2 separate regions of the Homo sapiens genome follow, and region 1 is linked to region 2. A link is a loop called in an ENCODE intact Hi-C map of the cell type or tissue named here. Cell type or tissue: Calu3. All regions are shown on one strand. Region 1 holds the start of LOC105370870 (a long non-coding RNA gene). Region 2 overlaps IQCH (IQ motif containing H).

Evidence for each region. A loop is a pair of places that touch in the nucleus more often than their neighbours do. Peaks named below come from ENCODE experiments on the same cell type or tissue, not always from the same donor. Only the 100,000 strongest peaks of a DNase experiment are listed, where the experiment ranks them.
Region 1: it touches region 2 in a loop (4-fold over the local background); 12 of 110 quality-filtered maps call a loop at or near these places.

Annotation. Positions count from the first base shown.
Region 1 is chr15:67,832,466-67,834,965 of GRCh38, forward strand. It overlaps SKOR1 (SKI family transcriptional corepressor 1), which reads left to right. Exons shown (of 9, transcript NM_001365915.1): 7 at 142-216; 8 at 727-792; 9 at 1,277-2,117. The coding sequence ends at 1,371. It overlaps SKOR1-AS1 (SKOR1 antisense RNA 1), which reads right to left. Exons shown (of 3, transcript NR_120345.1): 3 at 1,843-2,500. It overlaps LOC105370870 (a long non-coding RNA gene), which reads right to left and starts at 132. Exons shown (of 4, transcript XR_932395.3): 1 at 1-132. RefSeq lists an enhancer at 1,030-1,866 and a silencer at 1,443-1,592. In Calu3, a CTCF peak has its summit at 1,537 (motif pointing left); a DNase peak (open chromatin) is centred at 1,516.
Region 2 is chr15:67,383,557-67,386,056 of GRCh38, forward strand. It overlaps IQCH (IQ motif containing H), which reads left to right. Exons shown (of 21, transcript NM_001031715.3): 11 at 1,380-1,463. Among named protein-coding and RNA genes, the nearest start is that of IQCH, 130 kb to the left of the region's middle. In Calu3, no CTCF peak of the experiment used is centred here; no DNase peak of the experiment used is centred here.

The DNA.
Region 1 (2,500 bases), 450 kb after region 2:
AGAAACTGTCCTTTTCCAGGGCTGCAGGCGAATGGCTGGGTGGGAGTTGGGGGTAGGGGTGAAAGGGGGGGCCAGGAGTGAGAAAGTGGAGCCGGGAGAGGGGGCTGTGCGTAACAGCTCTCACTTAATCAATTTGCACAGATAATTTTCAGGATCAAATGAAGAGGGAATTGGCTTATCGAGAAGAAATGGTGCAACAGCTGCAAATTGTCAGAGGTAAGACGGGAGTCAGGTGAGCTCGTGCACGGGCCGTAACTGCCTCTCGTCTGGCAGGAGCCGCAATGTTGGCTCAGTCATTTGGATTTAAATTGAAGGTAATTTAACAATTATTTTTTTATTTAATATGCTTTGTATACTCTGATTAGCCTCAGAATGGCAAGCGAGCCCAGCAAACGGCTTGCAGGCATCATTACATGGAGTGATTGAACTTCTTATCGCGGCAATTTCCATGGTTTCTAAATTAAAAATCGAGGCGTAAAATTACCTGGGAAGTAATGCCTAAGTTTGCTTTAATTTTGGTTAGATCCATCTGCCTTTAAGCGCCATCCCAGGCCATTTCCTTCCTCCGCCAGTCTGCAGTTAGGAGCTCCGGTACCCCCTCCCCCATCCCTGGAGTTGTTTCTGCGCGGAGCTTAGCCCTGGGGAGAGGAGGAAGCCCGGGCTGTGACCCCGGCCTTTCGGAGGGTGGTCTGCGTTTCCTCACTGGCCCCTCCCCTTGTCTTCCAGATACCCTGTGTAACGAACTCGACCAGGAGCGGAAGGCGCGCTATGCCATCCAGCAGAAATTGAAAGGTGCGGAAGCCGGGAAACAAAGATAGGAGGGGTGCTGGGTGCCGGCCGTGCTGTCGACTGAATGAATGAATAGTGGGACTAGTGAGGAAGGCCACGATCCACGTGGATCAGGATCTGTGAGGGAGAAAAGTGGGAACTGATTTTAACGGGAAGATTATTCTAGGATGGTGGGGGTAAAAAGAAAGAGCCCCTTGGGCTTTGGACGTCAGAAAAATCTGCCTTCTATTACCAATTCTGGCTTTGAGCAGGTTGACTCCTCTCTTACTGTGCCTCAGTTTCCTTTTCTGTAAAATGGGGCTACTGAACCAGAGCAGTGGTTCTGAATCACCAGCTTTTGTCCTACCCTCCTGCCTCCTCCTGATCCGCTCGGTTGAGATTCCCTGACCCCAAAGGGTTGGTAAGGCCGGGGAGGGGAAAGGGTGGACTGCGCGGTGAGGTGAGCCTGGAGAGGCGCCCAGAGTGACCCTCGCGACTGTCTCCCCAGAAGCCCACGACGCCCTGCACCATTTCTCCTGCAAGATGCTGACGCCCCGCCACTGCACTGGCAACTGCTCCTTCAAGCCACCGCTGTTGCCCTAGGGCCGGCCTGGCCGCACCCCTGCGCCCTCAAGCCATGCTGCTCCTTGTAAATACCCGCTGCTGCGGTGGCCCTGAGCGAGGAACAAGCCATTCGGACCCGACCGATGTAAATACAGCCGCCCGTCCGCCCGCCTTCCTCCCGGGCTCCCCGGCCTTGCCCGCCCCCTCCCGGGCGTCCCTGTCCAGGGCCCCGGCTTGGTTTCCAAGTGTAAATACCGCCTCGCGCCTCAAATCCCCCTACCCCGTGTGAACTCTAGGGCATCGGACCTCAAGGGGTTAACTGGACAGACGGGGGGCGGGAGGGGAGAGCGCCCCCTCCCATTGTATAGCCTTGAACCCGATTGTGAATACAATGTAGCAACTTCGCTGGCGCCTGCCCCGCACTCCCCGTCCCGTCCACTTCTGAAACTCCTGTTCCTAATGACAAAGTGGCTATGTGCAATGGATATAAATGTACTGTGAGTCTCTCGGTTCAGTATTAGGTTCACTTTAATTTATTTATGCTGTAAGTTATTTTTGCTTCCTTCTCCTGGACCCACTTCCAGTCCCGTTTTGCATTCCCCTTTGGATTTTGCTTTGGCTATTTTTTGTTGTAACCTCTTGATGTAACAGCACTTTAAAAGGGCGACAACTGACTCACGAGATGGCAACCACCTGGAGCCTGTTTGGGGAGACCACCCTGTACCCGTGACTTTCGTTTTTAATAATAATAATAATAATAATAAAAGATGTCACTTCTGGGGCTACGGAGGTGGGAGTGCACCGGCGGAGCGGGGCGGCGGAACACCGTGCAACAGGTGGGGGTGGGAGCCGCCCCGCGGGTTCTGGGGCTCCCAGGGTCAGAATCGGGCCTGCTCAAGTGGGCAGCAGCGAGCACTCAACCTCTCCACTGTGCCCTCCAGACACACTCAGTTTTCCCCCACAGGGCACTCCCTCTCCGCGTTTAGGACCCTCCCTTGGGCCCGGAATGGAGGAGGGGCATTACGTCACGGTCCTTAGCGCAGCGGTCCCGGGCTCTTTCCTCAAGAGCTCGAAGGCGCCGAGGGTTCATCCATGCCCATTTCCACGCCTGCCACACCGGGGAAGTTACCTCCGGGGCGCTCACAGACAGGGCGCCCTGCCGGGAATC
Region 2 (2,500 bases):
TTTTCCTGCCTTTTTATACTCTTGCTATATGTTATCCACAATACATCTTTCTAAACATTTATTTGAATATAGATAAAATTATACATATGCAAAATCCCAAGTTACAATATTGCAGTCACACATAAAGACATTGGAGTTGTAACTGCCTATATTAGCTTTTATATGTGGAATGGTTCTCTAAATTATTTGAAAGATTAGTAATTTTTCAAAAATGATTCGAACAGCTCATTTGTCCTTCTGCCTCTCTCTTTAATTCTTAAGTCCAGATGCAAAGCAAAGAGAGACTTTTAGATGATTGTAAAGTCATTTAATTTCCAGACATTGTCTAGTGTTTAAACACTGACATCAAAGCAAAGAGCCAATTATCAGAGTTCATTTGGTCTGAAGCCCCATTGCCTGAATTGCTATAGTTTTCCTTAGGCTGAAAAGGAAATGTGTGTCACATCTTGAAGATGTAGTATATAAAATCACTTTATCTAGAGCAGTTTAACTTGAAATGTGTGTTTGGGCTCACTAACCACAAGGAGGCATTGAAGCATCTCTTCAAAATGTGAAAAGCAATTTTAATGAAGAAAAAAAAAGTTACACCTACAGTTGTTGAATTTCATATAAGCAGTTATACCTGCTTGTGAGTATGCATGCTTTTTAAGTTTATGTTTTGATTCACTTTTTTTAATGACCTGAAATATCAGCAGAAAGTATTTCCGCTGTTGTTTCTTTTGTGAGAGATTTTTGGACAATAGTAATTCATATGTGTTTTCCCTTCTGCTACGTTTCCAGTGGAAATGAAGGCAAACTGCAGGACTTTTATTAGTACTGACAAAGTAACTGCATTAGCTCTTCTTGCCCTTTGAAAGTTAAAAGTTCTTGTGACCGTGAGCAGAAGCTGATTTCTTTAGTATTTGAATTATTTAAATACATATTCCTGACAGCAAGGGATTTATCTGAAATCTATGTGTCACTTTAGAATGATTCTGGAACACATCTTCAAAATACCACATAAGAAGCTCACATTAAGAAGCCAAAACGATATTTTTTTTAACCTGAGCATAATTTTCTTACACATCCTTGTAAACATTCATATTGCATGTCAGAAATTTTCTCCATGTTTTGTCATCTTGATTCTTAGCAGCCTTGTTGGTACTGAAAAATGTGAACCCCTCTGTTACAGAGTATGTTGCTTAGCACATCTTCCAGAATAATGTTTAATTCCCCCGAGAAACAAGCACCTCATTCTTCGGGATTGGGTTGTTTCTGTAAGATGCTTCAGAGAAAATTTTTTCCTGGAAATATGGACTGTGACATTTTGAAATTCTCTTGTGCCATTTTGCTATATCGACTTGCTCTTTCTGTGTTTTGACACCTTGTTTGCCTTTTAGGGTATTCCCAGCCTGTGAGAGAACATATTGCCGATTTCAACACACAGCAGAACATGCAGCTGGGGAGGCTGTGTGACATCTTAGGTACAGTAAATAGTTTTACACAAATGACTCTTTGGAATGTTTATCAGTGGATGTTGATAGAATGTGTTGTTTTGTTTGTTTGTTTTTTGCTTATTTTTTTCCTCTACAAGGAAAAAGCTCAGATGTTTAATCTACTTACAGGGCAATTAAATGTTTTATTTTAAAAAACATATTTGTAGTAAAATCAACTTGAATAAAAAATGACATTTTAACCAATTTACTTGGGCAGTTTTCTAGATTATCTTTGCTGCAGGTTTGGATCAGAATTTCTCTCCTATAAACCGAAATCTTTATTTACTGAATCTTACAGTGAGTGAAGTCAAAGTTTTACATTTGTGTCAGTCTTGTCTCTTATAGTATCTGGGGAATGTGTGAAAGGTGGTATCAGAAATGAAGCATTGTGTTTTCATAAGAAGAAAAAGGGGAAAATTAAGATAGATTTTTAAAAGAAGCTTTTATTTAAATATAGAGCATCTTATTATTAGAAAACGTGAAGTGCTTAATGGAGGGAATTTTTAGAAATACAGACCTTGATTCAGTGATGTATACATCTTTGTAAAAGTCAGGTTCTGATACTGGTTTGGTCAGTTCTTAATCAGACACCCATCTGGAGCCAGGAGAGAAGGATGCCTGAATGTGATAGCTTTGGTTGACACTGTTCAAGGCCCGGGTTCCGATTAGGCTCTAAGAATATAGGTTGCAAAAGCTAAGCAATAACATTGAATCTGTTTGTGAGATACTTGCCAAAAATTCAAGGTTACACAAAAATTAGATTTGTATTAGTTACCAAATAAGAACTTCTTTGCTTTGTTAAAATACAATTTCTTTGGCCCTTATTTAAGAAAAACAAGGAAGAATTTTAAATGATCAAGGACCAACTTAACTGGCTCCCTGGAATGACATGCTTTACATGATTCATATATATTTCAGCATCATTATTATTTTATAAATGCTATTTGGTATCAAAAAATACATCAGTACTAGAAATTTACAGTGTCCTAAAATAATAATCATAATTGCTTTAATCTATTATCTAG